Regions from separate parts of the Mus musculus genome. Here region 1 is linked to region 2. Evidence: chromatin loops called from intact Hi-C (ENCODE). Cell type or tissue: heart. All regions are shown on one strand. Each heading gives the region's core, and the rest is flanking DNA. Links, peaks and the distances in the headings are about the cores only. Region 1 overlaps Fxr1 (fragile X mental retardation gene 1, autosomal homolog). Region 2 has its middle 15 kb from the start of Gm46833.

Region 1 (12,773 bases), core at 2,748-10,747, 53 kb before region 2:
TTCCACAAATTCCAAGAAACCTCTAGCTTTTTTTACAGCCTCAGCACTCTGGATAGAGGAAAGACAGACAAACTCCTGTTAACATTTTAAAACAACTCCAAGCCCAAAATATATAAAAAGGGAGAAAACTCTTAATTGTAATAGTATGATACAAGTTCTGCTCCGTCTACTCCAAGTTCAGGTTAGGTTGTTTGTTAGGTAACTCAGTGAGAAGCGCTTGCCTGCCTTATACAAAATCCCGGGGCTCTCTCTTCCCAGCACCATAAAACAGAAAAGAGTTCAAGCTTTAAGCTGGACACAGTCACAGTACAGCAGCGCAGTCATGCACTGAGCTCAGGGGAGGAGATCACCTTTCCTCTGTGAGGCTAGCTTGTTCTACACAGCAACATCCTGCACATAAAACAAAGTTGCTTTGCTTGTCCAGAGACACATTTTTTAAAAAGACCTACTGATAAGATTATTTCAATTTTATATTGTGGTAATTACTTTCATTTCTTGTTCTTTAAACATAGTTCAAAAATAAATCTTCACGAACTATAAGGTAAACACCATCATCATTATACAGTGGAAACAAAGTTCAGTCGACTTCTAAGACTCTACTCCAGGCAGTATTAGTTCAAAGCCTGTCCTCCTAACGACGGAGGCCTCACTGGCTACTTCTCAAGATTTCAGAAATAAACATTGTGTTATGTGAATCCTTATCTCAAAACTGAAAAATAAAATGACAGAAAAAAATACGATGGAACAGACTGCTAAAATGCCAAATTAAGTGACCAAAGGCAAGAAGCAGACAACTTACCTCTCCATAGATTCTAAACGTTCCGGTGTCTTCATCTAACTCAATGGCAGTAACTCCAGGAACCTTCCTAGCTTGCTGTATGTTACTGCCATGCGTTCCTATCGCCAGGCCCATTAAATCTTCTCTCACAACAAATTCTTCATGAAAAGCTGCTGCAAGTTGTTTTGTGCACTAGGGAAATGAGAGAAATTAGGAATTTTTCTTTTGTAAAACTTAAAAATAAAACAAAACAAACAAACAAACAAAAAAAAACACCAACCCTGATGTTCACCATCATTCAACATAATCAAGAAGTAGAGGGGAAAATCCATGTCAACAACTAATAAATGCATAAACATGTGGGCTAGTCACACAAAGCTAACACCAAAAGAGGAAAGTGGCATAGGTGACATGTATGAAAGCCAAGAACATTAAGATTACTGTCCTAAGAGGAACACATCAGTCAGAAAATACTAACTCACTTACACTGACGGAACCAGTTATCAGTTAAAAAAACAAAACAGTATGCTGATAGCTTCCCTAGCATAAACAAAGTACTGGGACGTACCTCAGTGCTTGAGAAAAAAGTCTTTTTTAAAGTATGAAAATTGTTATTGGGCACGGTGACAGGGTAATCATGCATTACATGCCAGTCTCAAACAAACAAGCAAGCAATAGTTTAAAAGTAGCTGTGGGGTGTGAAGGGAGGAGGAAATAGGAAGCTGCTGTTCAAGAGTTTCAGTTTTTAATATGACAAGTTCTGGAGATTGACCAAGAATGCTAAATATGTGAACGGATTGAGCTAGTCAAAGATAGTAGATTCTGAGTATATTGCATTTATGTTTAATGTCAAGACAAAAGAAAAAAAACCTATGTTTAAAGTCAAGACAAAAAAACCTAAGTTTAACAAGGTCAGCAAAGAATCTCTTACAGAATAAAGGAAATTCATCATAAAATTGAAGAAAAACATTTTCAGTCTATTTAATTCTAGTCACAGGAAACTAATTCTAAAAATTATTTTCATGAATTAGATACCAGCTCAGATGGCTGTTTCAAAACGCAGTTTAGACTGTTTAGAACATCTAAGTAAGGGCAGTCACAAATCTGAGTTATAAAACCTCTCAATTTCTCCAGGGTCAAGTGTGTGTGTGTGCACGCGCTCACTCGGCTGGGCAGAGTATCATCACAGTGGCAGTGGACAAGTAGGTGCAGGTACAGAGCACTGCCACGGCAGCAGTGCCAGCCTCTGTAAAGTATGCTCTTTCCCCTTATAGAACAACTGCTACCATAAACTAAGGTCACATCCGACAGGTGACAGGGTAGTAAAAATCAGATTAAAGGCAGAATAAAGAAAAATAAGTAGTTTTTCTAGGTATGCCCAGTTACTAATCGTCTAAGCCCCGAAAAGAAAGCTAAGCAACACTTAGCACAATGAAATGTTAGGTCTGACATAAGTAAAACAGAAAATTAATTTTCTTAAGGACTCTTGGTATTAGCCATAAAAACATAGGTCTTAGGTGGCTTTCTGTTGTTACAAGTCATGTATGTAGTTTGAGACACAGGAAAGCATGAGACATAAAAAGCAAACCAACTTACTTCTAAATGCTTAGTGGCCTCTTCATTTCTGGACATAAGCATCAACTTCGTCCGAATACTTCTCAAATGCATATCACTTAAGATATTTACTCTCTTCACAGTTGCTTCACTGGCCGACTACAAACGAACATGTTAATCGCTCAAAAACTTAATTTTTTCAAAATAATTCCAAAATGAAAATCATTTAAATGAAGCCATCCTTGATTCCTACCTGCGGCTTATTTATTTTCATACTAAATTCTCTCTCAAACGTAATCTTACTTTCTAATCTGCTGAACTTACATCTTAATCTTAATCTGCTGCTCAGAATGCGTGTTAGCAGGGGAAAAAAGAAAAAAAAAAAAAATCAAGGATTTTACACATTAAGGATCTCAAGATGTCATGGAGACCGATGAGTAATTTATGAGCCAGGCATAATAGCCCACCTTTAATCTCAACACACGGCAGACCGACACGACAGGACTGCTACTTGTTGGTCATAGACAGCTGGGAGTAGTTTTATCAAAAAGTCAGCCAAAACAAAAAACAAATCGAAATATTTGTTTCTAACTTACTAAAGGAGAGAAAATTAACATAGCTTAAAAACAAACAAAAACCCATTATTAAAAGTAAATTCACTATACACATTATAGCTTAAGAAACACCTAATAATATGGATGGTCATTAATTAAATTATGATCTTATCTTACCAGTATCATTAGCTGGGTAGTTTCAGGATGATAAAAGATTCTGCATGCTCCTACTGCTTTCTTAAAATCTTTATGGGCATTTTCATTAGCACACCTAGAGAGAAATGAATTTGGATGCAAGATTTCAGTAGTGGATTAAATTTAGGAAGAGCATTATGCAACCTCAGTTTGATAGCACCCATTAGAATTTAAAAGTTTTTTTCTAATGCTTACTTTAGTATTCCTAATTATGTGTCTTTTGTGGCCGTTATACACACTTGAGTCCAAGTGCCAACCAGAGGCATCAGAAGCCCTGGGGTCCGGGTCACCCAATTTTAGTGGTGGAAATCAAAGATGAGCGAGCGCGCTCATCTGCCAAGCCATCTCCCCGCCCTTTATTTACTTCTGTAAGGTTTTCATTGGTTGACTGAAGAATGACATTGTTTTGTAGACTAAAAGATCTCAGCTTATAAACAATGCAATGTGACTACTCACGCTTCTCTCAGGTCCTCAGGAACATCCACTGTGCACTTAAAGAAGGTATTTTTTTTGACAGTTTTATTTTGATTGACAGGCCGAAGTCGTTCAAATGTGACTATTTCATTGTAAGTGGCATCACAAGCAGCATATTCAATGACATAAAACTAAAAGACAAAATTCTTTTAAAAGCTCATGTGAACAGAAGTACTAAGCTTTAGACGGTGTTCTAGAATCCCCTCTAAGTACAAGCGCTAAGCATACCTTTACATTACCAACATCATTTACATAATAAGCCAAACTACAAATGTTTACAAGCATGAACCTTTATAGTTGTAGCCTTGAGGAATACGGCTAAAAAGAATCCTTGGTGTTTGGCAATAAACAAAATTGAAATTAACAATACAGGAATGTGTTAACAACGGATTAACTCTATCTATCGGAGGTGACGGACACAGCAGCTCAGAGTTAAGGTGCCTCCTTGGAAAACAGTCACTTACCTCGCCTTTCATCATCCGAACTTTAGCCAGCCACCATCCACATGGCTCTTGGTCATTTGCTCTTGAATATACCTGAGGAGCAAAAACATTCCATTATCTATCCATCCCTAAGATTTTGACATTAAAAATGTAAATGGAAAATCTAATTGAACTCAACCAAATGTTATTACTGAAATGAGCAAAAGAGAAATGCACTTTAAGGCTGAAAGCTTGAGTAACAGTTTTTGGAAATCTATCTTAACAAATAACTATTTAAATAGTTTTAAATAAATTTAAAGAAATGCTTCTTACAAGGCAACTGTATTAAAATATGTATAACATGTGCCAACACTGCTCATCAAAATTAGGTTGTTTTGAAGAATTAAAAATATTTAATTAAAATTTTAAATTTCAAAATATTACAATTTTTAAAATAAGGAGGCTCACGACCACCAACTGTCAAAAACATGAAGTACAATGTATTACACGTGTTTATCTGTAAAGTAAAACATAAGACACACTCAGTTCATCTAATATAGTAAACACATCTTACAAAAACAGTGATTTTCCCATTTTATTATTTCGTTGTTGTTTGCTTTGTTTTCAGATAGAGTCCCCTAATAACTCAGGCTGCACTAAACTGTTTATATCAGTAACAGTGTTGACCTGAATTCCTGATCCTCCTGCCTGTACTTCTGCAGGCCATTTTTATAATTTCAACTATTTGGACTAAAACAGAAAACACCACAATTCAGATAGTTGTTCTGTTTCTGTATTTGAATCTGTGAAATCCTTATCCTGAAGGTTCTGGCTTGACTAATTAGCTTGGCAGGCACAATCAGTCACCTGTCTATTAATTACTCAGCCTCTTGTGGGTACAACTTATGTACTGAAGTTCTGATTGCTGGGTTCTTATCCCTAAACCTTCCATTTGGCTGTCCATGATCCCTTACAATTAACCAGTAAATCAACAAGCCTTCCTATCTATCCTAGAAGGATATTCAAAGAATGTCAGCTACCCTCTACTAACATGCAAAAAGTCAAGATTTAAAAGAACATCCATTAAAAAATGCATTTCATAAAACTATCAAATACAGGACTGAGCATATCATTCAGGAGTAGATGTATGTTCTTTTGTTTTCATAAATAACTTTCACAAACAGCACACACACACAGCTTTTCTAATTCTGTGTTTCTGTGGTATGTATGCCAAGTGTTCTTCTCTATTACTCTCTGAACCTAGAACTCCTATTTCTTTGAGGGAGATTGGTGACACGTGAGTACCTGTCTCCTCTTCCTACCAACCAGTGAGAAGCTGGGATTAAGGTACATGCTAGCACTGTTACCTGAGTGCTGGGACCCAAGCTGAAGTCTTCACTGTGCAACCACTGCTCTTCTAAGTCATTCTCCCTAACAAGTGACCCTCTTAAAAAGATTTGGCATAAGCACATTACTGCTTTTTGTTGTAAAAGTAGCAATTCTGATCTCAGTTTTGGATACATCCATACCACGGAATTGTATGTTTGATTAAAAATAAAACATGTGTGAGCAAACATAACAATCTCTTTGATGCCCTCATCAGTAGTTACAATTAGTACATACAAAAATCACAAATATTTAATATAGTCAAAGTTCTTACATCCTAAAATTATTTATATATGCAAAGGAAAATCTAAAACACACTCAACTCTAGCCAATTATATTTGTATATAATTATTATAATATTTTACTATTAAATACTTAAAACATATTTAACTTAAACTTTTTCCTTAAAATTTCAAGTTAACAAAGTATGATTACAACTTAATTTGTGATATTTCACAAAACCGTAAAGAGCAAATTTTTACTAGGACTGAATCATGAAATGGAAAATGAAGTAAAACAATCTAGGAACAATGATTTCCAAATCTCTGACATGTTTTTGTCACAACTAGGAAAACTACGTCACAGATGGTTTTAAAGTCAGGATAAGCATTCCTAGGCAGAGATTAGGGAAAACAGTGTTAAATAAAACATCTTTAGCCCTTCAAGACCAATAAGTTGTGGGGTTTGTTGCTGATTTAGAGTGCTCCCCCACCCCTTAAACCAGAGGTTTACAATAGTATTTTAACAGCAAAATAAAAAGAACAAAAATTATTTAAAACAAATCAAATCAAAACAAAACAAAACACCAGCCAGGCATGATGTCACACCTTTAGTCCCAGCACTTACTTAGAAGGCAGAGGCAGGCTGATTTCTATGAATTTGAGACCAGCCTAATCTGCAAAGTGAGTACAGGACAGCCAAGTCTATTACACACAGAAAAACTTAGTTCTGAAAAACAAAACAACTCTTGAGCCGGGCGTGATGGTGCACGCCTTTAATCCCAGCACTCGGGAGGCCGAGGCGGATTTCTGAGTTCGAGGCCAGTCTGGTCTACAGAAAAAAACTCTTAAATCTGTCCTCCAAACACTTCTAATTGAGAACACTTTGACCTTGAGACATTTTCCTCTCTGAGAAAGTCATGTTTGATGAAGTATAAAAGACAAAACTAACATGGAAACTTCCAGCATCACTGCCATAATTGAGAATCTCTTAATTACCTCTGCTGGCAGTTCCTGTCTACCCAGAAGTCACTTGGCACTATTTTCTGAGGTCTTACCACATCTCTCAAGAACTCTACTATAGTATACTGGTATACTGTATTAGTTATTTTCATATTGTCATGACAAAACACCGTGACCAAGCCAAGTTATAAAACAAAGCATTTATTGCGGTTGGGGGGGGGGGGGGTCCTCAAGGTTCCAGAGGGTTTTGAGACCATGACCATCAAGACAGGGAGCATTGCAATGGAGTAACTCTGAGAACTTTCATGTTGAAACAACAAGCACAAAGCAGAGAAAAAAACTAAGTGGGAATGGCATGGGCTTTTGGAACCCAAAGCCTATCTACCACCACCTCCTTCAACAAGTTCATACCTCCTAATCCACCTCAAACAGTTCTATCAACTTCAGAATAAGCATTCAAATATTATAGGCCTATGAGGAACATTTTTATTCAAACTACCACCTACATGTAAATTACAGTTATGGATCTCTTAACAAACTTAATGGGCTTATTTTGATAGAAGTTAACAAAAAAAGAGGAGTGATTGCATTTATTACTTAAGGCTCATAGTACTGACTCAAAATTGTAACATAGCTTTGTGTAAAAGCAAAATAAAATAGTAAAACCACCTGCTGTTTTACTATCTGTGATGGTTAATACTGTCAACTTGACAGGATCTAGAGTCACCTAGGGAACAATCCTCTAGCTGTGTCTATAACAGAGCTGGGGACAATGACCCTAAGAAGTGCCATCTCATAGCCTGGGATCATGGACTGAGTACATAGGTGCAAGTGAGCACAGCACCAGCATTCTCTTCTCTGACTGCACAGAACATGAACAGTAGCCTCAAGTTGCTGCTACTATGCCTTCCCTACCAATATGAACCGTACACTCAAATTCTGGGCCAAAATAAACACATCTTTAAGTTACTTGTTAGGTTTTTCAATGAGGAAAAGTTAGTATACTATCCCGGCTCTATAAACCAGGCAAAAATGAGACTGGAAAAAAACTCTTTTAAAAATAAAATAAGCATAGAAGGGTGTTACAACTTTCTTGCAAATTTAAAAATTTATACCCTAGCCTTCCAGTCTACCATCTTCAGATCAATGCATCTTCTCAAAGATTCTGTTTACAGTAGACAGTGACAGAAGAGACCCACAACTAGCCAAAGTGCAAATATAAGACTGCAGACTGCTCAGCCCGAAACGGAACAGAATCTGCTCTTTCCAAGAGATCATGGTGGAAGAGGGGGCAGAAAGAATGTAAGAGCCAGAGACAGTAAATAACTACAAAGAAACAGTATCTCTGGTCACAGCAAAGCAGCTGTGTACTCATGAACTCACTGCAGCTGTGACAGCTGCACAAAGCCTGTGCAAGCCCGAGCTAGACCAAATCCACAAATTATCTGTTGACCAAGCAGTCGCCCCAATTATAGATCTATTAACAACTGCTAGCTGCTAGGAGAAGGAGAAATGGTTTTCAGAGACTAAACACTCTTCTGTGGAAGATCATATCTCAGAGTATTTGGTCCTAAAGCATAAATTAGTCTTAAAGATTTGCTTTGTTTTTTAATGGGTGGGAAAAAAGACAGTCTGGTAGATAGGTGGGGGATAGCAAATATCAAAAATTTTATACAAAACCCTCAAAGAACTAAAAAATAAAAGTTTAAATAAATAAAATAGTACTGTGATGACATTTTCAACTTGGGGAGGTGGAGGAGGGGGGTTGAAAGTACAGGATTTTATACATGGCCCAATATAGTCTCAAAGGAGTTCGAGAGATTATACACACGCAACACTATGCCCAGCAACAGCAAGCCCATTCATCAAAAATAGTTAATGCTGAAGACAGGGAGCAAGTTACACAAACAACAGCACACTGAGTTCAACCAGCAGTGGGGAAAGGAGGTCAAAACGCAAGATGAACCATGTGCTTAGTAGTAGGATTTTTGTGTTTTGTCATTTTTTGATTTTCTGTAATTTTTCTAGATATTCCTACAGTATTCCACAAAGCAGTTCATATATACATAATACATAACCAAAGATATTGAAGCACAAGCCACTAAAACTAGCTTTAGAAAGTGACTAACACTATACGGTTCTGTTCTAGGTTTCTTAAAAAAACCCAAATGCAATATCACGTAATGTTTTAAAAAACTTTTGTTTTTGAAAAACTTGATCAAGCCCACCAAAGCTAAAAATAGCAGCATTGACACATGAATCTATTTCTGACTTAAGTCTCCAGTAACACTACATCATAGTCACTGCCAATAAATAACAGGAAAAGGAGCATGGTTATATCCAGGAGCCGGAGATGTGCTCACAAGGATAGTTATTTAGGACAAAAAATAAGGCAGAATAACGAAAACTTAAATACACATACCTCTACTTCATCTCCTTCACTAATTTCTTTTTTTATATCAGGTGGTGGTGGTAATCGCACTTCATTAAACGGAACCTGGCGTTCTGGTTGCCAACTGAAGGATTAGAAGAATTAGTTAATACCTGTATTTTAGCAGATCCTAATAGGGCAACACTGACTAGTGCTATATATTTTCTAAGTTAATTTTATCATTCAGAATGTCTCAAGAGAAAAAGAGAAAAACCAAACACCTTATTCTTTAATTCATTAAGCTGACAGACTTTTGTATGATTCTTGATAAGCTTTATAACTAATTCTGATAGATCCTAAGAAGGGCAAATACATCATACCCTGCAAACAAAATGGGCTAATTTAGCAACAATGACTAAGGTCCATTCACAGCTATCAAACAAAAGTGGTGAGATCAAGAATATGACATCAAAAAGATCCCAACTTCATAAATTACAAAATAATAAAAACTAACTTTAGTGTACATGCTCACAAAAGAAATGATCAGTTCAGGAGCTGAGGAGATGACCCAGTGGCTAGAGAGCACCTGCTACTACCTTTCAGCACACACACAGTAGCACCAATTCCAGATGATATTCTCTTCTGGCCCCTGAAGAGAATGGGCATGCACGTGGTACAGATATATATGCAGAAAAAGCATTCATACACATAGATTTTTAAAGGACATCTTTAAAATATACAGTTCAAACTCAAGAGTTTATGTCCAGATGGGAACTTTGTGCTTCGCGTGCTCACAGGGCCAAGGTAAAATCTTAGCATATACATCCTCAAAAAAGCAATAAAACTTGTAATTAGTATCTAGTAAGGGCATAGTCATCTTTACAGCAACACAAACTAACTTAGCTACTGTTACCTGACAACGTTTTATAGTCAGATGTCATTTTCAAGTTTCCATAGGCCATCTAACACCTGGGAGATATCCTCCACATAAAATGGTGCTAAGTTGAATGCCGAGCAAGGAGACAGCTTAAGTCTAGGATTTCGATGCCCTTTCTTTTCTACCATTATTGTCTACATGGAGCTCACAAAGACAGAAGTTAGCTTAACATCTGTCTCTCCATAAGGCAGCTGTCAAGCACATATCTCTTCGAAAAGTTGAGAGCCATTCACAAATTCAACAATTCTTTGACCTTCAAGTTAACAGGTCCTTCTATACAACCCTTCCCAACCCAGCCTAGTATATTTGTCTTCCTCACTTATAACTAACTGCCTAGCCTCTACAATATGAAGAGAATTACTATCAATTCTTAACATCAAACAATTAAAGATAGCCTCAAACTCACTACTGTAACTATTTGTACCACCGTTTCAACTTCAGTCTTAAGCATTATGCTACTTGTGCATCTACTTCTGCAAAAACAAACAAAAAGCTGCTTACTGAATCATATCCATACATATCTTGACAAAATAAAAATGTCAGGTATATTGTAGATAAAAAAGCAAGTGAAAGATTATCAAAACTGGACTTGGAAATCATAAGAATCAAGCACTAAAAAGCAGAATCATTTTCCTATTGGCATCAGTAAGAACAATCAGCTCTTAAAAGTTAACATCTACCAATAACTTACTTATTTTCAAAAACAACTGTGAGGGAGTCTTCGTGGACATCTTTGATAAATCCCTGCATAAAACAAAAAGTTGTATCAGCATTAATGTTATTATGTAGCTCTAAAAACCTGTAATAGTGATAAAAACTATAGAATGACAAAAGGACACTGGTAAAGGAAGACCAGGGGGCACCAGTCTGTCTCAGCACCATGGAAGCTACAGCAGGAGGACTGAGCTAAGTTCTAAACCAGACTAGTCATACAGTGAATACCAAACAAGATCAGGCTACACAAGACCCTGTCTTTAGAAGGAGAAAAATAAAATACCCAGGGCTAGAACTATAGCTAAGTTGGTAGAATACTTGCCTCCCATTTTCAAACACTCCATCCACAGCACACTATAAAATAGTAGGACAACTCCAGGAGGATCACAAACTCAAGGTCATCTTGGCTACAAGCTGAAAGCCAGCCTAGGGTGTGGGAGAGACTGAAAGAGGGGATAGAGAGAGGACAGACAAAGACAGACACTTTCCACCTTACCCACAAACAAACCCACATTCCCCACCCACCACAGAGTTTACAGAGACTGTTCAGATGTGAATTTGATTTTCATTTCCACCATTTGTAAAAAGCTGTTCTTTAGCCCCCTTGAACTCTGGTTATAACAAAAACTTACACAACAAACACAACCCATACTCATCCTTGGAGCACTGGCATTAGTTGGGCGAAATAAGTTGTTTGAGAGTTCAGTAATTCAGTAAGAGCTAATGACCCAAACTCTTGTTGCCAGGTAACATCCTAACTCTGTAACTCACATTGTAATCTAATAGAGTTAATTAGTTCTCATGTATCAGAAATTAAAATTTAAGTAATATTCAACAAAGTACCTAGCACTATAACTATTACATTACAGCCCAACTCTGGAAAAGCATGACATTTGAAAACTAGTCATATTTTTTCCCTCAGAGTTAAAATTTTCAGAGCCAGAAAGACAGTTCAGCAGGTAAAAGTACCGGCCATGCAAGTATGTCAACCTGAGTCTGATCCTGGGAACCCACAGTGGAAGAGAGGACTCCCAAAAGTATTGTTACTTCTACACACATGCTATAGAATATGAGTGTCTGCACTCACATATTCAGTTACTTTCTCAAATTGGACTATAGTTAATATAATTCCTCAAAACCATAAATATATTACCAACAAACATAAAATCAATGATCATTTTCTAGCCTTAAAAGGTAAATTTTAGAGTAACTGTGTATCTTCATTTGACACAGAGCCACAATTAGAGCTATAATCAGTATATAATCAGATGGCTAAGTAAAACAGCCTGGGTTATTATAGACTCCAACCATCCAATCAACCAACATCAGACAGTCAACAAAGAAAAAAGTATAATGGATTGGGGGTGGGGAGGGGAATAACATACCACATAAGATTTGTTTTTAAGTGAAACAGAGCTGCAAATTCCTCTCTAGTCCAGTGCTTCTGTACATAATTTAACCCACCAGCCAATTAGTAAATATTTTTCAACACTTATACAACTCCAAAACATGCACTCAAGACTAGCCAGACACACACTGCACTTGGTACTTGGGTAAAGCAAAACAAAGAAATCCTTCTATTCATGCTCCCTTAAAATCTGTACTCAAGTGTATGTCAAGATAAACTTGAAAAAGACAAAGACAAGAAGTATAACTGTTGTTAAATAACAGAGCAGTTTAAAAGAGCAATATTTCAATGTCTTACTATCTATTAACAAGCTAAAGACAAACATGAACCAGCAGGAGGAAAACCAAATAGCAAGCTTAGACCGACCACTTTGAAAGAGTTCCTTATAATTGAACAGTCAGCCATGCCCTATGAAGGAGGGCTAGAAGAATCTTAAGGATTCCATAACAAGATGTATTATCTAAATTTAGCTGCAGTTTTGGCTAGAGACATTTTTCCCCCATGTTGGGGAACCAGCAGATCAAGTTACTTGTCCTGCTGCTGTCTTTCTTTTCAGTAGTCAGGATCCTCAGGGGGTCGTCCCCTGCCATATCTGATCCATATCATTCTGGAAGGGGTCCAGAGCCTTTTCTCCTTTACTCTCAACACAAATACAGAGCCTCTCTCCCAAAATAACATGTCTTTGGTCCAGTTACAAAAAAATCATTAAGGATATAGAATGAATTAAATTAATAGCTTGACCTCTTCCAGAAGATTTTAAATATCATAAATACCAAACTTATAATCATCCTCATTTTGG
Region 2 (12,773 bases), core at 2,536-10,535:
GCTCTCTGTACAAGAATTTATCACATTAGTACTATATGATAGTCTGATGTGTGGGATATAGTTTCTGATCTTTTAAAGCTTGCACATGACTAGTGACTAAGCCTAGGATTGATGATACAGTAAGGAAGGCCTTCAACAGAGATGGGCCATGCTCCACCACAGCCTGGAGCAAGGCACACTCATATAGCCCGAAAGGATGCCCTGCAGTCTTTCCAAGAAGAAGCAAACTCCACGTGTTAGTTTTTTTACTTAAAAAAAGGCAGGGGCAGTGGAAAAGGTCAAATATTCAATTAACTTGGAAATCTCAAAGCACGGCGAGGAAAGCAATGAGGAAGGTAGACTCTTGTTACCAACCACTTACAACTCTGTAGTGACAACTACAGCTAGCAGGTGTCTTGGCTTTGGCTTGGTTTGGTGTGGTATATATAGCCCACTGACTCTGAACTTCAAACACTTTCCTATGGAGGCCAGTGAGATGGGTCAGTGGATAAAGGCACTTGCTGCCCAGCCTCACCATCCGAGTTCAATCCCCAGGACCCACGTGACAAAGAACTAAATCTCAAAAGTTGTTCTCCAACCTCCAAACACACATGCACACCATGGCATATGGGCACGGGCGCGCGCGCGCGCACACACACACACACACACACACACACACACAGATGCAGGCACACACGCACGAACACTCTCTGTAATTACTATGATAAGAAACCATGTCTTTTCATTTCATTTTACATATTACTATATTACTGAGTGTGTGAACATTGGTACATTTTCAAAAGTGCCTGTATCAACTTGGGTGGAGCTACAGCTGGACAGGAAAACATTGGGCCCATGCTAGCACCTGCTAGGATATACCTACTGCCCAATCTAGAAACTTACCAGCTGGGCTTGCCTAAGAACCTGCACATGTGACATGTGCCTGAAAAGCTATAAAATAAACAGGATGAAAAATGTAAAGACGAGCCCAGCAGAGACTGTTTGAGAAATGGAAGACATTAGACCGCCGTGAGGCTAAAATGCCTGTGAGGATTGGCGACTCTGTCCTCTAGTAAAGTGAATCTCTTATAAATCACAAGGACTGTGTATTAGTTACATATCTATCTTAAGTGCAAAGGAAACATGTGGTCTGGTCTATGATATGGACCAAGTTTTTAATTCAATTTACTGGCATTCAGCAGATGTAATGGGTTTCTAGAAATAGGATAAATAAACAGGAGAATAAGTTAAATATTTCATTTCCAGACACTACCTTTTTTCTTTCATTGTAGAGATCAAGATAGTCGACAAACCTTGGGTATTTAGTGTACTTTGTACCTTAAAGCTTTCAATAATGTTTGTTTCATTTGGGAGATCTTTTACATCAGCAATAAACAGAGTCCTTTCAGTTTAACTTCTGATTGCCATGAAATGTTCTTGTCCTATGGAATGGTCTGGGAGCATTTTCAAAGCAACAAATAAGTAAACACAATTGCTTTCAAGCCTTTGAAAGTCTAAACCTGGAGTCAGAGTCTATTTTTCAAGGTGATCTAGCACATACAGACACCAGTAAGTGGAATTTCCCAACACACACAGCTCTTGGCTTATGAATGCTTTCCTAGTTTTTAATTCTTGTTTGTTCTGTTGTATTTTTTTCTGATTAAAAAAAAAAAACAAACTTCTACAATCTGCTAACTAAACTTAGTTGATGGTATAAAGGGGTCACAACCCACCATTTGGAGATCACTGCCAATACAACATTACTAATAACAACCCTTTGCTGAGAGCATAGCTCAGTCTTTAAACACAACAATGTGCTTATTTACTTATTATTACTGGGGGTGGGGTGGGGTTGACTCCCCCATCCACCTTTATGTGAGATTACACGGATAAAATTAAGGTTGCCAACCTTGCACCTACCAAGCCATCTCCCGTCTGAACCATTTAAAAACAAAACATTTAACTGAGAGACTTGAGCCTCGTTTATACTCTTGTAAGAAAATTATTTCCAGAATCTCTGAAAACTTGCTTTCTTTAGCATGGTGAGGTGAAACTCAACCCTGTAGGAAACATTGTTCAACCAATTTCCTTAGGCACAAACAGAGACTGTTAGCTTCAGCTGCCCTCGTCTGACTCATTACCTGGCATTTGTGTTTGCTGCCAGTGAGTACGGGTGTGCATTCCTCCAAGGATAGCAGGTCAGACTAAAGAAGCCCTTACAATTAGCAGCTTGGGAAGACCTAGGCCACCACAGGACACAGGTACAAACACTAAGGAACAGGAGCCTGGGATTAACTCAAGCATAAACTGCTGGTTACAGCGGGGTCCCACCTCTCACCCTGCAGGTGCTTTTCACTGTGATTATTTCCCAAAGGGTTTTGATGAAATTTGGAAACCTGATCACTGAATTTTAATATGTGAAATCCACACCTGAAAAGAACAGCTCATGACTCCACAGAAGTCTAAAAATATACTCTGACGCCTTTGGACCTTGGTTCTCTTACAACTTTCGTCTACAGTTGCCAGGTGGAGAGTTGTGGCTAAGGTTTGCTGTGGTGCTAGGGAGGCTCAGAGTGGCTGACCCTGGACCTTATGTAAAACTTATCATATTTCTGCTTCCTTTCTGCTGAATGACACTGTCTATTTATAGACCTTGTAAGAAGCCAAGCGTGGTAGGGTTTTCTTTCAGCCAATAAAAAATGTAATGGAAGTCTTCCCTTGTAATGAAGCTCAACTGTGACTTGGCTTGCTAGAGCGTCGTTGCTTAAAAGAGCCGCTTATGAACCCAATAAGCCGCTTATGGGTCTTATCGTATGGCTTGGAAATCAGCATCCCAGACCTGAGTGCAGAGGAGCCAAGGTTGGAGAGGTGTGTCCTGACATTCTGGACCACTGGAACGTACAAGTGCGGGAGGGAGAGAGCTGGGGTAAGAGTGAAGTAGAGTAGGATGGAGAAACTGCTCCCAGAGTCAGCTCGCAACCGGGACACAGGAGCTAGGCCCGCTACTCTGAGCTGCGTTCTGAGGATTGTGGGTGCTATCTGTGCACAGAATGCTGTGCAGGCTCAGAGGTGGTGTCTGCAATCATAGCTCTCCTGAAAGCAAGCAGATATACAGTACCAGCTAACATATGTTGTTGCCTTACCAATACACAGTTGTTGTTGTTGTTGTTGTTGCACAGGGGCTACTGCAGGAGAACTGTGAGTTTGAGGACATTTTGGCTAAACAGACGAAGCGTGACTCTAGGAGCATCCATTATTTGTTGTACTGTTTTGTATAAAGCCTGAAAATTCAAATGCGCGCAAGGGCTCATTTGAATGAATACATTTTTTTTTTTTTTTTTTTTTTTGCAGTTCACTATTGAATATTTTGTAGTTGTTCAAATGAGCTCTGTTCATTGCCTTGGGAATTTCTCTGAACAAATTATTAGCTTAGAGCACAAGTCATAGAAAACTATGTTCGCAAGAGATTGCTCCTGTAAAAATCTAATGTTGTATAACTCTGTGTGTGTGTGTGTGTGTGTGTGTGTACTTTGGAATTTTTAGAATATTCTATATGAGAGTATATTAATCACACATTTATGACTTTGAAAAATTGGAAAATAGCAATTATTTTGGAGTTCATCTTGGCTCATTTTGTGTTTAGTCTGACACACAGATTAGCCTCAAATCACTGCTCTTTGTTCTAGATTTTTAACAAATGTCTTGCCAGTTTTGAAAGCAGATAGATAACTTAAACTCACTGCCCAAAACACAGAGTCATTCTATTTAGTTTCTAAAAGAGAGTGAAAATAAATTTGCTAACCCCAGACAAAAAACTCGAGGTTCAAAGAGAAAGGTCTGAACTTTTTTGCCTTTTGGCTGGATTTGGTTAAGGCTTTTGACACTCACGAGTGTGCTCTGTATGTTCTACATGTTCACATGCATGTGGAAGGCAGAGGTTTTTTAGGTTTCTTCTTTTATGAGTTTCCACCTTATTTTTTGAGGTAGTTTTTGGCTCTGGCTGGCCTGGAGCTCCCGTGGGGGATCTTATGGTCTCCATTTCCCAAAAGCAGTGAGTCTCCTGATGTGTACTGCTATACCTGGCTTTTATATGTAGTGGTTTGAATGAGAATGGCCCCATAGCTCATGTATGTGACTCCTTGGGCCCCAGTTGGTAGAACTGTTTGGGAAGGATTGCGAAGGGTGGTCTAACTGGGAGGACAAGTGTTACTGGGGTGGGCTTTGATGTTTTAGAAGCTCATGTCGTTCTGAGTTCTCTCTCTCTCTCAATCTGTCCACCACTTGTGCTCATGGTTCATATGTAAGCTCTCAGCTACTGATCAAGTGCCATGCCTGCATGGCCTCCCCTTCTGAAACTGTAAGAAAGCCCTAATTAAGTGATTAAATCCTTTCTTTTTGGTCATGGTGTCTCTTCAGAGCAACAGGAAGGTAACTAAGAACGGATGTAAAGCCAACGTCCATTGTGTTTGTCAATTTATCCACCATCTCTTCAACTCCTGCTGTCAATATCTCAACAAGTAATTCTTCATTATCATTTGTCTTTGCTTGGTTTGAGACTGGGTATTATGCAGCCTAGGCTGGTCTCAAACATGCTGTGTAGCCAGCCTTGAACTTCTGATGACAGGTTTCTGTGGTATTGCAGGTGGAGGGCATCCAGGGCCTCCTGTTGCTAGGCAAGCATGCTTCCATCACAGTTATATTCCGGCCCTGTCATTACACTTCTTATTAATAATCAATGAGCCAGTGAGTTTCAGCTATCAAACCAGGACCACTGATACCTCTTAAAAAAATTAGCAACTCTCTTTTCATAAGTAAAAGCAGGACAGAAGGAAGAAACAAAATAGAAGGGAGCAGCCAGGGAGAGTGCCTTTGTCTTATAGCTATCTTTAAATTATGGTTAATTAATGTAAGCAATAAGAAAGGGTATAATTGCCGGGCAGTGGTGGCACATGCCTTTAATCCCAGCACTTGGGAGGCAGAGGCAGGCAGATTTCTGAGTTCGAGGCCATCCTGTTCTACAGAGTGAATTCCAGGACAGCCAGGGCTACACAGAGAAACCCTGTCTCGAAAACCAAAAAAACAAACAAAACAACAACAACAACAAACCAACAACAACAAAAAGAAAGTGTATGATTAGCGTCATCTTCTTGGGATTGCCTGGGAAGGTGCAGGCCTCCATACAGATTCTGAGAAATGGGTTCCTGTTTCCAGCAGCCACAGAGGTGCCAGGAGCATTAAGAAAAAGATGGCTGAGTGCGGAGAGCTGGGGCTGCTGAGATTTCCAGGGTGCTCTACACAGAGCGCTGGAGACCATCTTTAAGGAGGACGCGCCCAGCTTTCAGCACCTGCTAAATCAGAGCCTAAAACCGTCTTAAAATAGTACCAGCTGCTCAAGAACCTTCTGCCTCCCTCTCCCCGCCTTTCCCTGGTGCTCTAGGGAGGAGGAGTGAGCAAAGCAGCTGAGAATGTGAGGAGATGCGTGAAGAAGCAACTCCCCAGGAAGGATAGCCAGGTGGTCCGCCTTTCTTACACTAATCCCAGAGAGCAGGAGGCAGGCAACTCTCATTTTATTCAAATTGGTATTTTATATTTTAAGTTTCCTTGCTTACTCGAATTTAGATAGGCCTCATGTGGCCCAGCGGCCATGGTCGAACAAGGGGGGCTGGAAATGACAAAGAGACGGGGCTGGGGGCAGGGGGAGGGTCAGTGGCGCGAAGGCTTCAAGTTTATTATTCAGCACTGTGTTTATATTATGAGAGCCCCTCCCCCCCCAGGCCCTACCCTTTGGTTTCAGCTGGATTATGTTGCAAAGCGAGGTCAGCAGGTAGTGTATTCTTCTAAGTTCCTGTGGGAACTTGCATGTGCAACCAAGGCAGGTGACTCCACCTAGGTCGTGAAGGTCTGTTGTGGCACGAACTCAAGGTCTGTTCAGCCGGCTCCAGGCTGGGATGGGCACGCTGACCCTTTGGTCTCACTTGCCTGGGTGCTTGGACCTCAGGCTTAGTGCTACCACGCCCAGCAATAAATCCGTTGTTTGTTTGTTTGTTTTTGGGGAGGAGTACTGGTGAGGCAGGGTCTCCCTGTAGCCATGGCTATCCAGGAACTCACTAGAACACTAGGTTGGCCTTGGACTCACACATATCTGCCTGCCTCTGCCTGCCTCTGCCTGCCTCTACCTGCCTCTGCCTGCCTCTGCCTCCCAAGTATTGGGATTAAAGAGAACACCATCATACCAGCAAGAAATCTTATTTTTAACGTATTAGCATAACATTGGGCACTTTATAGACTATACTGTGATTTACAAAGATGGTTCAACTGTGATACCTAAGCATAAAAAGGATAAGCCTGGCTTATCCCAGGAAGAGTATATTCTATGTTGAATGCAATTTTCTCAGAGGCATGGAATACAAAATGTCCTGGGTCGGTCGTCGGGTTCCATTTCTGCTGTGTATTTCATGACTTCTCCCTTTGTTCACCTCTATGGTCAGGCACTGAAGCATATTAAGTAACTTAAAAATTCTTAAAAATCCTCCTTCCTGGGCTGAAAATATGTCTCCAAGAGAAAGATTGTCTCCTAAGCCTGACAACCTGACTTGGCTCCTAGGTCCCAGCCCAGGGAAGGCAAGAACCGACTCCCACAAATTGTCATCTAACCTCCACACACAGGCCTTAGTATGCACACACACAGAGACCTATACATACACACAAAAAAGAAATCAGTGTAATAACTTTGTTTTAACCTCCTCCTCCCCCAACACTATCCTGACCTATCCTCTCTGCTCCCACTTTTCTTTCTGTGTAGGGCTACGGATGGAACCTAGGGCCAGGACCATGCTAGGCAAAAGCTCTGACAATATACCACACCCTATTCCTCTCCGTCTGTTCAACTCACAGAGGCCATTGATTGACTAGATGACAGACCGTCTGTCCCAGGACCCTGAATTCCTGACCTTGGTGGTGGACACAGAATTCTGATCCCATCAGCCACAGCGCCGCTGATCTCCATAGAAACAATGGCAGTGTTTCCTTGAGTCTGAAGCTCAGAACTCAGCGACTGGAGCGCTGGGGCTCAGTGTGCCCTTGTGACACTGTGTTGAGTACTGCCAAAGACACTTACTGCAAGCACCGTGTTATCTGCTGCTATTTCTGCACTGTAGACTCCTAGGTCTGGGGCGTTAGCTTAGGGAACATTCCTGCTTCTAAAAGACAGATTATCAAGAAACAGTCCTATGTCACACAGCATTCCGTTTTACAGTTCATGCTCCATGCATTTTAGTAAATTTTTTTTTTATGATTGTGTGGTCAACACCACAGCACATTTTAGAACTTTTTAAAGCCCCGAAAGGCACCCGGTGCCCATCAACATTCATTTGCTGACCTCCTTCCAGCCCTTCAGTATTATTCATTTTTCTGTCACTATGAATTTACCTATGTATGGTATTTCAAATGAACAGTATCATGAAGTGTAGCTTTTCATTGTGGCTTCTTGTGTTTGAGACAGTGCTTTGAAAGTTGACCTGTGGCGGAGAATCCCATCCCTTCTTGTTGCTGAGAGTCTTCTGGGTGGACCACTCTCTTTGGTTGCTTGTACTTTTAGTATTGGACCTAAGAAACTTCTTAATTAACGAATCATTAAACACATCGGCTATTTTAAAAGTTTTGTTTACTTTTATTTCATGTGCATTGGTGTTTTGCCGGCATGTATGTCTGTGTGAGGGTGTTGGATCCCCTGGAACTGGAGTGACAGACAGCTGTGAGCTGCCATGTGGGTGCTGGGAATCGAACCCCCATTCTCTGAAAGAGCAGCCAGTGCTCTCAACTGCTGAGCCACCTCTCCAGGCCCCACAAACTATTAACAAAACCAATCTGAAACAAAAATAAGCATCCTTATGTACTCCAGGGTGAGCAGTTGTGATTGCATCTTTATCTACTCCCGGGATGGGCAGTGGTGCATACCTTTAATCCAGCACTTGAGAGCAGAAGCAGGTAGATTTCTGGGAATTTGTGGCCAGCCTAGTGTACAAAGCAAGTACCATGATTAAAAAACAAAGGTAAAATAACACTCTCATGTTTCATTCAAGGAGTTATGTAGAATTAGAATTATGGCTATGGTATATTTTGTGTGAAGCTTTGTGTAGGATGTGAGGTAGGGTTCTGCATTCTTGATTTTAGCCTATCATTATCTTATTTTGAGGCAGAGATTCAAGCATCCTAGACAAGCCTCAAATTCACTTTGTGGCAGCGGATGAACTTCTGACTTGCTGCCTCTAAGAGCAGGTGCTGGGTTTCCATGCTTGGAACATGCACTGATGGGGATCGAACTCACAGCTTTGTCCATGCTAGGCAAGAACTCTGTTGTATCCCCAGCCCATAAATTCTTTACCCTCTTATGTGTAGCTGTATAGTTATCCCAAGGCCATTTGTTAATAGTCTATTGACCCATTGAATAGTCTTGGCACTCTGTAAAGAAATCATCCAACTATGGTTAGAGTCTATTTCTGTCATTTCCAGTCCACTGAACTGTATGCCTCTCCTTGTTCCATTACTATAGTCTTTATTACTATTGCTTAACATATTCTTGAGTTTTATTAGTTTTATTTATTTTTATGTGTACAAGTATTTTGCACACATATGTATCCATGCACCACGTGTTTGTGCAGTGCCCCTGGAGGCCAGAAGAAGCGTTAGATTCCTTCAGAATTGGAGTTGTAGATCATAGTTAGCAAACATGTGGATGCTAAGAACCTAGATCCTCTGCAAGAACAAACGCTCTTAATCACGGAGCCATATCTCCAGCACCTATGTTAAATGAACTTATTAAGACAATTGCACTGTACATTGTGAAAAATCCATTATGATCTTATATCTTGCATTTGATTGTTTGTTTTTGTTTTGGTTTTTGGGTTTTTTTTTTTTTGTTGTTTTTTTTTTGAGACAGAGTCCCACATATCCCAAGCTGACCTCAAGCTTACTCTGTAATAGTGGATGACATTGAACCGTTGCTCTTCCCATCTGTACCTCCTGGGTGCTGGGATTATGGGCACGCAGCACCATACCTAGCTCACGCTGTGCTGGGAATGGAACTTAGAGCTCCTGCTCTGAGACAGCGGCTAACTATGCCTCCCTTACTGGCTTGGTACTTGCTTTGTAGACCAAGCTGTCCTCAAATTCCCAGAAGTCTACCTACTTCTGCTCCCAAGTACTAGGGTTAAAGCCTGGAGTGAATAAAGATGCATGCAAGGCTAGTTTTCTACCCTCTATCTTCCACTCTGGCTAAACCTGTTAACCTAGAGTTGTAGCCACTTTCTCTGTATGGGATCAAAGTGTCTTCAAATAAATAGATTTGCTTCTTTCTGCTAAAATTGGGCACTCCTCGCCACTTCCTTACCTAATTGCCTGGCTGGAACCTCTTGTATAGTCTTTTTTAAAAAGATTTATTTATTTTATGTATATGAGTACTCTGTAGCTGTACAGATGGTTGTGAGCCTTCATGTGGTTGTTGAGTATTGAATTTAGGACCTCTGCTCACTCCAGCCCAAAGATTTATTTATTATTGTAAATAAGTACATTGTAGCTGTCTTCAGATGCACCAGAAGAGGGCGTCAGATCTCATTACGGGTGGTTATGAGCCACCATGCTTGCTGGGATTTGAACTCAGGACCTTTGGAAGAGCAGTCAATGCTCTTACCTACTGAACCATCTCGCCAGCCCCCCTCGTATAGTCTTAATAGGAGAAAAGTAGACTCATTTTTGTTGATCTTAAGAAGAGTCCTGCTGAGCTGTGGGGCTGCTGTGGCCACTCCTCTGCAGCCAGTTTTGTAAATGATGCCCCTGAGTTTGTATCCCGGAGAGCACAGATTGAAAATAAGCACAGCCAAGACTGAAGGGGCTTTGCCAAGCCTAACATTAGGGTTTGTTAGATGAGTTTTTGCTGATAGAGTCGCACAGTCAGCCCAGCTAAGAGTTCATTTAAACTGTATACATACATTTACACACAGAGTTGTGTGTGGTATAAGTTTTTCTCCTCTTTAGGTAGATAGTTAACAGTGTTCTTATGACACTTTCAGACGTTCTCACTCTTGTTTTACTCCCCTTGCTTCCTCTGTGTTTATGGCCTTCCCCCATCCCTAATTAGATCTCCTCTGTTATTCCCATTTCTCAGATCACTTGTACCTCACTATTCCCCTCTCTGTTGCTTTGCTTCTTAGGGTTTTATTGCTGTGAAGAAATACCATGACAGGGGCAAATAAAGGAGAACACTTAATTGGGGCTGGCTTACAGTTTGGGGGTTTAGTTCATCGCTAGGCTTGAAGCATAGCCTCATGCAGGTAGATATGGGGCTGAAGAGGTAGCTGAGAGTTCTGCATCCAGATTGGCAGGCAACAGCAAGAAAGAGTGCCACTGGGCCTGGCTTGAGCTTCTGAAACCTCAAAGCCCACCTCAAGTGACACACTTCCTTCAACAAGGCCACACCTACTCCAACAAGGTCAAATGTCCTAATCCTTTCAAATGATGCCACTCCCTGTGAGTTTATAGGGGACATTTTTATTCAGGCCACCACACTCCCCTATCCCCAATCCCAGCAATGGCCTCCCTTTACTTTCCTGGCTTCTGCAGTATTCTAGGATATGTACCCACATTTGAACATTTGGAGCTGGGAGCCTCCCAGTGAGAGAAAACATATGAGATTTGTCTTCTTGAGTCTGCATTACCTCATTCAGTATGCTCCATTCTAGTTCCATCCATTTACCTGTGTAGTCCATGGCTGCATTTTTCTCTGTAACTGAATAATATTCTATACTGTACATCACATTTTCATTATCCATTTGTCGGTTGAAAGACATTCAGGTTATTTTCGTTTTCTAGTTAGTTCTAATACAGAGCGGCAATGAACATAGCTGAGCAAGTATGTGTGGAGCAAGATGTGTCCTTTAGGAACACACCAAGAAGTGGTCATAGCTGGATTCTATGGTAGCTCTCATAATACCAGAAGGCATCAAGCAAGCTTCCAAAGGAGGGAAGCAACCAATAGTCCTACCCAGCTATGATACCTATGAGCCATGAAAACAGCTAGCATGGTAAAATAACCCCGACGGTGTGTGCTGGCATGCATGCCTTGGCAGTAACCGACAGCCTTCTAATTGTACTTAAGATATACTCAGCAAGAGGGAACCTGTGCTTGGTACTGGAAACCTAGCTAATCTAAACCTAACTAGTGAAGTCATGGCTCTCGGAGGAGAACCTACAACCACAACTTTACTAAACTCATAATTCATAACACTATCCTAAACATTTGCCTTTGTACCCACAGATAATTGTAGTCTTTATCCCTCATCAAGGAAGTTTCTCCTGCAACAGATAAAGGTCATTACAGAAAACTGCCACCAACTAAAGTGCAGAACTGTGGCACCCAGTCTCAGTGGATACAGCTACAACACACTGCTGCACCGGAAGCTCGGGGGATATTGCAGAAGATAGGTGCAGAAAGATTGCAAGTGCCGAAGGATCAGGGGGCGTTTGCTGTGAGAGTGTGTCTCCTAGTAATGTCAAAAGCTACACTCATAAAGTCACCAACATGATTACCCAAACATGATCATACATACCAAACAAAGATCCACAATGCCTCAACCCTAGACAAAAAACAAACAAACAAACAAACAAACAAACAAACAAACAAAACTACATGTAGCTAAGGAATGCTGAGGGTAGGAGGAATAGTCTTCCCTAGGGAAAAAGCAAACCAGTTTGTTATCTGATACTAAACTCTCAGTCCTAAAAACATACATTCAAGTAACATTATTATACAGACTGAGCAGGTTGCATTATGAATATATATGTATATATATCAACAACTAATAAAAAACAGAGGACATAAATTTGAACGAGAGCAAAGACAGGTATATCGGAGGACTTGGAGGAACGAAAGGGAAGGAGGAAATAGTAGAATTGTGTTGTAACCTCAAAGTAGGAGAAATCATTTTAAACAAAAATCCAATCAAGACAGTGTGTGCCTGTAATCCCAGAGCTGGGGAAATAGAGACAGAAGGAACCCTGGAGATCTTTAGCCAGCCAGACTAGCTGAAGTCTAGGTGAATTGCTGACTCAATGAGAGCTTTGTCTCAAAAATAAGGTAGAGACCTCTAGCTTCCACATACACATGTGCACATGTACACACACACACACACACACACACACACAGAGAGACAGAGACAGAGACAGAGAGACAGAGACAGAGACATAGTAAGAGATTTACATAGTAAGACCAGATAACTGCACAATCTTCAGACATGGCATCTCCTGCTCTCATCTCCTTTGTGGAGATGGAAATCTCTATCTCGCAGTATCGTCCTTCTGGTGGAAAGAGTTCCTTTGACATTTTTGCCATGCAGTTCTGTGTCCTGGTGATGATGTCATTTAGCTTCAACATACGCAGAATCTGTGGAGAAATAAAAAACAATAGCCAGGTTCCATCCCCCTTCGTTTCTGACATATGTATTTTGAGTATAGAGTTCTACGTCAGCCGTTTTTTTCATTTGGGCACACTGCAGTTATTATGCCAGCATCTTCCAGCCTGCATGGGTGACAGTCAAAACATCTGCGATTTTTCAGATCTCTGGTCCTTTGTATATTGTGTTTTTTCCCCCCTCTGTCTGATTTTAAAGCGTTTTATTTATTTATTTATTTATTTATACTTTTTATTTTATTTTATTTTATTTTATTTTATTTTGGTTTTTTGAGACAGGGTTTCTCTGTATAGCCCTGGCTGTCCTGGAACTCACTTTGTAGACCAGGCT

The links. Peaks named below come from ENCODE experiments on the same cell type or tissue, not always from the same donor. Only the 100,000 strongest peaks of a DNase experiment are listed, where the experiment ranks them.
Region 1: it touches region 2 in a loop (2.6-fold over the local background); 3 of 42 quality-filtered maps call a loop at or near these places.

Annotation. Positions count from the first base shown.
Region 1 is chr3:34,037,350-34,050,122 of GRCm38, reverse strand. Fxr1 (fragile X mental retardation gene 1, autosomal homolog) reads right to left here. Exons shown (of 17, transcript NM_001113188.1): 2 at 10,544-10,596; 3 at 8,967-9,060; 4 at 4,020-4,091; 5 at 3,538-3,686; 6 at 3,064-3,157; 7 at 2,375-2,491; 8 at 800-970; 9 at 1-48. Among named protein-coding and RNA genes, the nearest start is that of Fxr1, 24 kb to the right of the region's middle. In heart, for the core only: no CTCF peak of the experiment used is centred there; no DNase peak of the experiment used is centred there.
Region 2 is chr3:33,983,733-33,996,505 of GRCm38, reverse strand. No RefSeq gene overlaps it. Among named protein-coding and RNA genes, the nearest start is that of Gm46833, 15 kb to the right of the region's middle. In heart, for the core only: no CTCF peak of the experiment used is centred there; a DNase peak (open chromatin) is centred at 7,035; H3K4me3 peaks cover 672 bases; H3K27ac peaks cover 3,289 bases.